Regions from separate parts of the Mus musculus genome. Here region 1 is linked to region 2. A link is a loop called in an ENCODE intact Hi-C map of the cell type or tissue named here. Cell type or tissue: left cerebral cortex. All regions are shown on one strand. Each heading gives the region's core, and the rest is flanking DNA. Links, peaks and the distances in the headings are about the cores only.

Region 1 (5,383 bases), core at 159-5,158, 69 kb after region 2:
CAGTCTAACCCCAAATCTCTTTCGCCCTGATTCTTTCACTGGAGAGAGGGAAAGGGCCATGTTCTTTCCAGTGCTTTTCCTGCCTGCTCCCTGGACACTGTCTCATGCCTTTGCAGTGGAATACAATTTCTATGGAGTCTGTGTAAATGGTTTCGGGAAAAGGGGTTCCTGGCACATCTTGCTTTCAGTACAGGCAGAAGAATATTCCAAAGTTTAGTCAAAATGTTGGGTTGATTAACTCTCATATTACAGAAAAATGTCGTTTCCAACAGGCATACTTTCTTATGCTTATGTTCTTGTAGAGAACATGGCCTTCTAGTATGGAACGTCCTGGAAATTGAACTGCATTAAAACGTTCAGGGTAGACGTTCTCTTTGGGATAGATTTGATACATTTCCCTTTCAAGCAAATGAATGCTCATTGGTTTGCTTTTTCTCTTTTTAAAATATTTTCTGATTTTCACGTGGTCTGTTTGAAGAAAATGCAATGTATCAGGAGTTGAACCTGTCATGTATGGCTTCCCTGTCCTACTGGTGAATCCTGTGTGATATTCACTGTGTATCAACTAAAAACTGATGAGATTTGTGCTTAGTATGAAACAGCTTCTGGCTCCAACGAGCAATTTCCAGCTCTGGAGTTTATGTTAATACAACTTTCTCAACACTGATAAGAAGTGGAAAATGTAATTCTTCATGTCTTGTCAGCTTCTATCCTTCACTTTCATGGTTCTGTTGCGATTATACATGGCTTGGATACCTTAGTACGATTTATTTTGAAATGTTGCTGTGAGTATTACAAAAGGCTGTGGAGTGGTAAAAATGATGTCTATTGGGTTTTAATAAATCTGGGGTTTTGCTTCTATCTCTAGACCCATGTTTAAAGAAAAGCCAGATTATAGGAGGAAAAGAATTCAGAAATGTAGGTTGGAAGGAGACAAAGGAGGCGTCTTGAGCCAGTCCGATCTATACCATCATCCAAGCTTTCTGCTCTATGACTTATCATGGAGATAGAGCAACAAGATGCAAATCCTGCTGAATATTACTTCTAAGATTCTTTCTTAAAGCAATTCTGGATGAAAAGAAATAGGGTCTGCTCTCAATGATGGAATATTAGTACCTACTAAATACTCTTCATGTACCCTGACATTTTCTGACTCTCCAAGGTTGGAATCACTGACTATGTCTGGCCAATCCATGGGGAAAAAAAAAAGTGTGTTGCTTCTGCTTCTGGGTAGAGAAAGGTAAGGCACGGAGACTCAGGAGGCTGTTTGTTGAGATGACATCATCAAAAGGTGAGATCCTCAGAGGGGCTGGAGCCAAGGACCCCGACACCTTTTCTGGACATTAGTACAAGAGAGACATAAATTATATTGTGTTAAGCACTGAGATGCTAGACAATTTCTTGTGGCAGTATAGGTTACTCCCCCCTTTTGTTCCTCTCCTCCTTGCTTTGCACTGTTAGGAAATTTGCACATATTGAGATACTTTCCCTTGTGACACATCCTTGTCTTAAAAGTTTTATTTCAGCAACAGTAACAGTTTTCTTAGAAACCTGACATAGTCTCCCTACCCCCCCCCCCCCCACAAATAACAACCTTGCAAGCACTCCAAAAATGCTTTTTGTATTCCTAAATGGCTGCTATTTTGACACGGGTTATTTGCTTGACTAAAAGATAAAGCATCATTCACCAAAAATATCAATGCCAGCATTTTTGCTAAGGTTTTAATAACCTACATCTGAGCCTTGCACCTTTTCAGTGTCAGCAGAGAAATTCCAGTTGACAGGAAGGTAAGCAGGGCTGAAGCTTGTCTTAGTCACTAGAAATCTTTCTAAATGCCTCACTGTCAATGCCAGTATTCAAAAGTAAATTGCCATATATATACATTTCTTTTTTAGACGTCACTGTTAGAGAAGTTTTCTAACTAACTCTTGTATTATATAAAAGCAATCAGTTGGCAGATGAACCCAGTGATGAAGGGAGGCCGGTTTCTATGGCTTGACTATTTTTCTTTTCCACACAACTCCTTCTTCTGATGCTGTTTATTTAGAGCATGAGAGAGCAAGGACCAGGCTGAGCACCGTCAGAACACTGCTGTGGTTGCTGGAGACAGAAAAGGAGGAGAAGTCAATAGTACTGAAGCCCTTCAACCTGTTTCTAGCTTCACTTTTGCTTTTCTACATTAGAAATAAATGGATATAATGCCTAAGACAGAAAATTGGGCACTATATACAATCGCTTTAGTATAAGAAATTTATGGAAAACTAATACTATTGTTAATTGTCATTTGCTTATTTGCTGACTGTAGATACCTGTGAGAAACACAACCCAAGTATGTACCTTTAGGGTACACTAATATATACAAAGAATACTAGCTTCTAAAAAATGCAAAAAGATATGTCAGCTTCAGGGAGGGGGGGAATCTGTTACAAGACAATTTGGTCAGTTTGAATTCCAGTGTGTACAGCCATGATCTTGGAAAGATACCAGTGCTTTGGGTTTGTCAGTCCTGCTAATATGTGTTGGGTTCTTTCTGGTTAGAAAAATACCTTAACTTGTCTTCATCCATTGCTGAAGATATCTGTGGGTGTATAACAAGCCGCATCAAAATCCTGTGGTTTAAAACAACACTGACCACATCCACGGGTTGGCAGGGAGGCTGTTGTATGTGGTTTAACAAATCGCTGACTCTACTGCTTTCAACTGAGGCCAGAAAGCCTCAAAGGATGTTTTTTCTCCTTCCAAGGTCTCTTTCCATGGACCTTCAATCATCATTAGTTCAGTTCCTACTTCCCATGTTCATCACACCCCTGCTCCTAGGATACCTGCCAGAATTTCAATGCCGAAGCTTAGTCATCTGGCCAAACCCAGAGTTACTGTAAGAGGGAACTATGTAAGGGTAGGGATGACAGAAAACAGTGCTGCCGAGAGGCTGCCCATGTAACATTCTACCTTCCTTCTATGTTTGTTGTAAAGGTCAGGGTGGAAAAGAGAGAAGAAGACACCTTAATCACAGTCCAATTCTGCCAATCCTCCTAGAGTTCTAGAGCAGTGTTTGGGCTCTAGCCTGGTTATCACAGCCACACAAGGGTGGCAGGTGCTAATCATTTGTCAAATGTCCTGTCAGTGCCATGGTCACAAGAACCTGTTTCTGCTCCTACAGCTCTTGGCTGACCCCACGTTCATTCCCCATTTAATACCTCATCTATCCTCCGCTTACTCATGGTTGCTCATATTGCTGTCTGTGTGACCTTTGTTCTTGCTCCAAACTGCTGTCTCACTCTTTCTTCCTGTTTCCTAGTCACCCTTAACGCAGAAAAGGAATGTGTTAGTATTTAGTGGGTCACTCTTAATTCCCTTTCAAGTCACCAAGTCATCTCACAGCCTTTATACATCCCACCCATCTTTGAGCAGACACCCACTCTGATTCTTTTAGCCTTGGTCAGGCTTGGGAACGTGGTGGGGGTGGTGTAGTTATAGGAGACAAAGCGGCAGACGTTGAGAATGGTGTAGTCTCCTGTGGGTCAAGAAGGGTGCGTCTCTTCTTATTTGAAGAACACCCTTTTCTCTTCTACTCCAACCACCTTCACTCTCACTGTCTGCTCTCTCACCCAGAAGAAATCTGAACAGCATCTGCTGAACACCTGGCTTGACAAGCGTGGAACAGGTGCGCTTCTTGCTCCAGTTGCCACTGGCCTGGTGCACATTAACTTTGTGTTAACCGCATCTTATGTGTTTTCCTACATCTCTCCTTCATATCACAGTCTCCTATTACGTTCTTTCTTTTCCTGTCATTACTCTGCTGAGAAAAGAGTTGATGTCCATATAATATAATGTATTAGAAATAACTAGATTTTACCAAAAGACTTTGGTAGTTCTAATGATCTAACATCCTGTCTCAAAAGCTCTATCAATTTTCTACATCTAAAACACTATAAGGCAATGCGACTTTTTTTCTATTGAGTTATGAAATATCCTTTAAAGTGTTTGTGAAATGTGGGAATTGTAACTACTTCGTGATGGCAAAGCTTGGCTGCTGGCTCTTTATTTTATTCTAGTTATGGGTAACTAGAATAAATCAGCTGCTAGAATATATCAGTTAGATCACTGAGGGCTTTAAGTACCGGTTAAAGGCTAGAATGTACTAATATTGGGTCTCTCAGTATCTCACCATAGAAGGCCTTTGAGAAAATAATTAACCAGTCCCTTTGAGGAGAGTGACTGCAGAGGATAGCCTGGAAGCCAGAGCGCAGCTGGCTCTGAAACTGTAGTGTAAGTAAGACTCTGAATTGTCAGTGTTCATCTGCTTTGTCGGTGTGTAGGAGTTGAAGGGAACCCTGGCCATGCCCAGAACTCTCCTGATTGATTTTTATTACCTATTACAGAATGAACTCTGTTATTGTTATTGTCATTGTTACTGTTACTGTTATTGTTACTGTTGCAGTTTTGAAGTCAGGGTCTTGCTTTGTAGTCCATGCTGGTCTTGAACTCTCAACCCCCTCCCTTTACCTACCCATGCAGAAAACTAGCCTTTTAAAGACTGTCTCCTCTCTATTATCTTAACCTGTTATTCTTTTAATAGACCAAGGCTGTCATGTGGTATAATGTGAGGAATCCCTGGTAATGTGGAAAACAGCATGAAGACACCCCTGGTAGAGTACCGTGAGCAGACATGTGAAAACCCTTTGTACATAGTAGGACTCCATCAGCCCTTTCAAAAAGTTATCAAGGGCAAAATGTGCTTGCTTACAGACAGGTTGCACGGTAATTATATGTGGAAGGAGGAGAGGTGCTTGATTGGTATAGGATATGACAGAGTAAAAGTAAAAGGAATAGAAACAGCAGAACTTTTCGTAAGAACCAGCTACCTAGGTCTGGCACTTCATGTATTAGTGTGTGTGTGAACTCAGCAACTGACTACCAGCTGGCATGGTGGAGTCCTTATCAGTGAGTAGGATGCTAGAATTTGTTATAAAATTTCATTGTATTTATTGTGCTAGGGAGAAAGGCTGTGCATGTGGGGGCAGCACACGTGCAAACGTTAAGAGGACAACTTGTGGGAGTCCATTCTTTCCTTCTACCATGTGGGGCTAAGTAAACTCTGGCTGTCAGCTTTGCAGCAAGCACTTTTACCCATTGAGTCGACTTGTCATCAGCTCGCGAATTTTCTATGAGGGATTGTTGGGAAGACAGGATAACTTATAACTTTCCATATGGAGGATCCTAAATGGGATTGCTACACAGGGAAGCACTCAATAATGCTCTCCCAGGCTGTCAATTTGACACAGACTAGAATCATGTCTGGCTGTCTCAAATTCACAGTTGTCCATATGTGATAAATATATTGCCATGCAGGTAAGGGAGTACCTTAACTGCTGCTTAGTG
Region 2 (5,383 bases), core at 293-5,292:
CACAAAGCATGAACAAATGAGATCAGGAGTGTCCACACTTGCAGATAATTCTTGTCTCATAGTGTATACAATAATAGATTTTAGTTACATTGAATACTATAAAATCTCATTAAAAAATTTAAAAATGCAGAAAAAACATCTATCAATAACAATTCACTTTAGGGCAAAGCGGTTATGGCAAGTATTTACTTTTTCTAAATTATTGCAATTTTGCTAAATTGACTCCCTTTTACTACTGTAACTGTTTTATTATGTGCACAGTGGCCTTTGCCTTTGGTTTTCACCGATGTCATTCATTTTTTCTGAAGGTCCCCTCTAAGATACATCAAATTTTTCTTGACCTTTTGACTTAGGATTAGTTTTATTTAATACGATAAGTTGATTGCATTTTGGAAAAGCAAATTAGGTTGTTACGTGGTTATTGGTAAAACGGTCCACAGCGATGATGAATTGCCCTATTCTGCTGACCTAAATGTGTTTCCAAGTGATGCAAGCCATGGGTGCAGTTGTCACCACAAGAGTGATGAATGGAACAAAAATTCACTTCCTAGGAATGTTTGGCATACTTATTGGCATGGTTGCACAATTACTATGACTATTTTTATGGTCCTTGCTTGGAGTTTGAAATTGCTGTAAGAGGCTTGAGATGAGGCTTGCTGGTAATACACAAATAGTAGGATGAAAGCATTTCCCTCTACTACCTTAGAACCACCTATGCAAGATTGGATATGTACTCTTACTAGAGCATCTTGCCTTGCCTAAATTATATTTAAACAACAATTGACATGGTATCAAAACTACCTTATACTGTTCTTTTTCCCTTCCTTCCTTCTCTCTGTCTCTCTCTGTCTCTCTCTCTCTTTCTTACTCCAGATTTTATTCCTTTCTTGGTCCACCCTCCGACTGTTCCACATCCCATACCTCCTCCCTGCCCCCCTTATTCCTTTCTTATCACGCCTAAAATCTCTATTCAAAGCTATTTCCTCCCCTAGACCATAGTGCCACATTTTCACACCTTTGTGAAATATTGTGAGCAAAGGCCTCTTGTCAGGAAAGCTATGGAAGACTTTGTGATAGGAACCATGAAGACTCAACCCTAGTCCACAGAGGTAGCATGGGGAACCTCAGAGGCTTTAAACCCTAGCTGTGTTAAAAGTGTAAGTGCCTGGATGTGTAAGTGCCATAGGGAGCTCCCACTCAAGGCTGTATCCTTCTTGCTGGCAACCACAGAATAGGTACTTATGAAGCCTTCCTGAAGCTTTTGACTTAGTTTACCCTTTTCTCTTGACTGCCTCTAATTCTGTCTTGGTTTTGCAACTTTCTGACAACTCCTACCTCAACCTCCCAAATACTGGGATTATAGGCCTGCTCTGAATTGATGTGTAACTTGTTATATGGACAGAGTCCCCCCCCAGAGTATCATCCCATTGGCTGTTGAGTAGCACATCTCAAAAAGACAAAACAAAACAAAAACATCACCACAACAAAACAACGAAAACAACAACAACAACAACAAAACCCTTACTTTCATCTACACATCTTTCATTGCTTAACTCCGCAGTTTTTAGGTACAGCCTGAAGGTGTCTGAGGTACCACCTCGCCATCCTCTTCGTTATTCCTGGGGTTTCACTGCTCTGTTGGTAGACTCTCCACACTTTGCCCTTGCTACTTACTTTGTGACTAATGCCCTTCCAAGCAGAATGCTTTTCTCATTTATCTTTAAGGTTCTAGTCAGTGGTCTTCCAGGGGAAAGTCATCTTGTAGAATGAAATATACCTTTGTCTGAAAGATCACAATATTCTCTAATACTGTGTTTTGTAGAGGCTTCTGATATTTCCATCTGTGGCCCCAATCAGCAAGTGAATTGAAATTTCTAGTAGGAGTGTCTGATTTATGGTTTATTTATTTATTTATTTATTTAATATTAGATGTATAGGCATTGCAATATACATGTTTCTCAAGTGTATCTATTGAGCTGTTAACTGAAGACAGAGCTTCAAATTTTTTATAGACTCTCTCCAACATAACATTAGAAGTTCTTTTTCTTTTTCTATATAGTTATCATATATTAAGGGAAGAAAATGTTTATTACTTTCAAACTGTGTTTTATTCCAAGAAACACTGACTTTCAGAATACTAAGGTTTTGCCCTGATAAGATAATAATCCATTAAATGCAAAGAAAGTCAAAATACCTTTACGTGTGAGGTAAAGAATTTCTTTAAATTTAAGACATAAAATTTCATCAGCCATGGATAAATCGAAGCAGTTGAACTCACTGCAATGCTCTTTTTACTTCATTTCTGGGGTAATTTTGAGATTGATGATGTCCTAACATTTGACTGCAGCCCAGGGTGGCTGAATTGATACTTGTTTCTCTTCTCTGAAAGATGTTTTCAGTGGTCGATAGTGCGAGTTCTGTTTTCAAAAATACCAAGTCCAAAAAGATACAAATGCTCCCTTAGGAATCCTTGGGTGGCATTGAATTGCTTGTCTGAAGGCTGAGATGTGATGTGCTCAGTGTGATTGCTCTGTTTCTCATCCAGGGCGTCCTTTCCTGGCTAACTCTTCTTTGGTATATTTGCTTAGGAAATGCTGAGGTGTACAGAAGAGAGGAGTTGTGGATCAGAGAGTCAGGGGCTGCCTGAGATAGAGCTTTTGCATTGCTATAGGTGTGATTTTTTTCCCCTCAAGTTTTAGCTGTTTTCCTCAGCTCATGATGATCCTCACTGAGAGGTAGAACATACAAATATAGGCAAAAGACTTCCTATGTTCCTAAATAGAAAACCTAACTACCAATCAAAAGCACACAGCCAGAAAGTATTTTATCCACACTGTCTGTCTGTCTGTCTGTCTACATATCTGCATAACTGTCTGTATTTCTTCATCTGTCTAAACAATCCTCTATCTCCAAATTGGATTCAGACTGACTCTTCAGGTTAGAATCCATTAATATGATGTATAGTCATCCTAGTCACCTCCCTGGTGTCACTTTTGATAGAAACCAACAGAGAGATGTTTTGGCAAATGTATTCATAATTTGTCTTCCTCGCAGGGCTCTCTCTGTGATTGTGTGTCCCATCAGGGACTCTGTTAACTTATTGGCAATCTACTTTGATTGATGGGAACTGATGTCTTATTAACATTCTCCCACCCCCAACTTTTCTATCCACAGAGCAATGCTAAGAAAACCTTTGGCTTAAGGAATTAAAACGAAATACCACTTCTTCAAGTAAGAAGACCTACTTCAAAGGTAGGATGTGCATTTTTTTATAATATTTAAGATTATAAAGTGAATTATACCATAAAATATGTGATTGTGTAATATTAGCATCATGTCTGATACTTTTCATCAGAGAGCATGACAAAAGACAGGAAGGGAGAATACAAATGTAGAGACATTTATCATTTCACTTGTCAAAGAGAATAGATCAAATACACAGAGAAGGACCTAGCCTTGCTCTCTCGTCATTGTGTGGAAGTAATGTTTGTGCTTTTTTTCAAGCATTTCTCTTTAATCACAGAAAATAGCACTGCTCATAAAAAAATTCCTGAAGTAACTGAAGGTTAAAAAGCATTCCTATTACATGTGAACAAATATCAGAAAACTGAAAATATGGCATCCTGTTTTTCTTGTATCTCAAAATAAGGGAAAGGTCAGTTCTGAGAGTTTAAGTGTATGCCTTCTGTCTGGCAAGGCCTTTCCTAGCCCCTGTTTCCCACTCTTTGAACCTCACATCCCACTCCATTTGTGTCAAATAGGATTACCAACTCCAGAGCAGACCATGCTTGGCCTGGGTGGCCTTCTGAAAGGCCACCGATTGTAGTCTATTTCACTTGGTGAAAAATATCTTAAGTGGAAATCAGGAACATAGTTCAGAGAACTAGATCTCAACCAACAAGAGCTCTCTTAAAGAATTATAAGGCCCCTATTGTTCAGATGTCTGCTTCTGTACTTCATAGGTTTAATTAAACAAATGAATTCTCATGGAGTTTAATTAAGAAGATTGCATGCAAGATTTTGAGGTAGCAAAATCCTTCCAGCATGTTTTGCTCATTGTTCTTGAGAAGAGTTGATCTATTGAGATGTCATTTTGTAGTTAAGAGGAAATGATTCATGCCTCCAGCTGAATTTGTTATCATTGTGTTGTCTGGAAACTGATTTCATGTGATGGATTCTTGTAGTATTCTAAAATACCATCAGAGACCCCCATAATCAGTGATGTAGAAATTAATATTGCCTGTGATAATATCTAGCCTTCTGTAAATAGTCTGTAGCATGTTTGTTAGGAGACGCAGAGAGAGGTCAAAGGCTAGTGATTATTTTTAGGTTGTTGTTCCTAGAGAATGAGGATTGTACCAGAAGGCAAGGTGTGTCAAGCGATCCTGAGGGTCACTCGAGGTTGTACTGGAAGGATGCAGTGATTTGACATAACCTGAGTGCTTTCCCAATCACTGAGATATTGTGCCATAGCTCTAAGGGGATTTTCTTGGCAGGATATGATATTTTCTCTTTCTTGTTGTTTAAAAAGATAGTCGGTTTTAAGAATTTCTTGTCTTCCAGAGAAGGAAGCAAAAAGGCTGAATTTCACCTTTCCAAATACATACTTGCTGATCTGTTTGGCTAGCCTTTTAAGTGACTAATGAGAACTTTCTCTTGGCAGGCTGCTAGAGCTGATGAAATATCTCATTTTTGTCTTTGTGAATGGACTCATCTGGCCAAAAACCGAACACAGAGAATCTTCCCAATTTTTGTCCCTTGTCTCACAAAGACATGCTGAAACTTCCCGAAATTCTAAAGCATGCTTGTGTTCAGAATGTCCCCAGGCTATTCAGCCATTGCCTCTGACATTAGACTAAGAAAGTTGTGGGGGGAGAGGAGGGCGGACATTACAGCAACTTAGCTTTCAGTTGAGATTCCCACAACTCAACTTGTTAATGTGTTGTAGTGTCTGAAAGATGTGAGATGCCAGAATTGTGGACTGTTTGGGAAGCCAATATCCCTCCCAGATCTTTCCTGTCTCTTCGTGTCTCATGTTGAATATATTCAGACTTATCATTTACCCTAATGTGTAAGTGTTCTCTTATTTGAAAGAAAGGCTCAAATGGGGGAATTTCTTTAATCCACCATTTAATGTGAAGAGCAAGAACTTCCCTGCAATCACACCCTTAACCTAGTTTCCACTATGGCTATGTTACTGCATGGGAGGTCATCCACGCATCTTAAAGACTGGTCACACTTGGCAGACTGTGAAAAAGGAAAACTCTAGCAGTCTAAAAGGCGATTGGAATTGTTTAATTGTTGATGACTGGAAAGTTGTTTCTTCATTTGGGCTTGTGAGATTCAGTTGTTTGTTCATCATAGGAGAATGGTGCTCATATTC

Evidence for each region. Peaks named below come from ENCODE experiments on the same cell type or tissue, not always from the same donor. Only the 100,000 strongest peaks of a DNase experiment are listed, where the experiment ranks them.
Region 1: a loop joins it to region 2, with 2.4 times the contacts of the local background. A loop is called at or near these places in 3 of 42 quality-filtered maps.

What each region holds. Positions count from the first base shown.
Region 1 is chr12:44,522,146-44,527,528 of GRCm38, forward strand. All of the region lies in intron 3 of Nrcam (neuronal cell adhesion molecule), which reads left to right. Among named protein-coding and RNA genes, the nearest start is that of Nrcam, 200 kb to the left of the region's middle. In left cerebral cortex, for the core only: no CTCF peak of the experiment used is centred there; DNase peaks (open chromatin) are centred at 2,815, 3,431, 4,061, 4,239 and 1 more place; H3K27ac peaks cover 1,673 bases.
Region 2 is chr12:44,453,451-44,458,833 of GRCm38, forward strand. It overlaps Nrcam (neuronal cell adhesion molecule), which reads left to right. Exons shown (of 31, transcript NM_176930.4): 3 at 3,175-3,252. Among named protein-coding and RNA genes, the nearest start is that of Nrcam, 130 kb to the left of the region's middle. In left cerebral cortex, for the core only: no CTCF peak of the experiment used is centred there; DNase peaks (open chromatin) are centred at 2,496 and 4,710.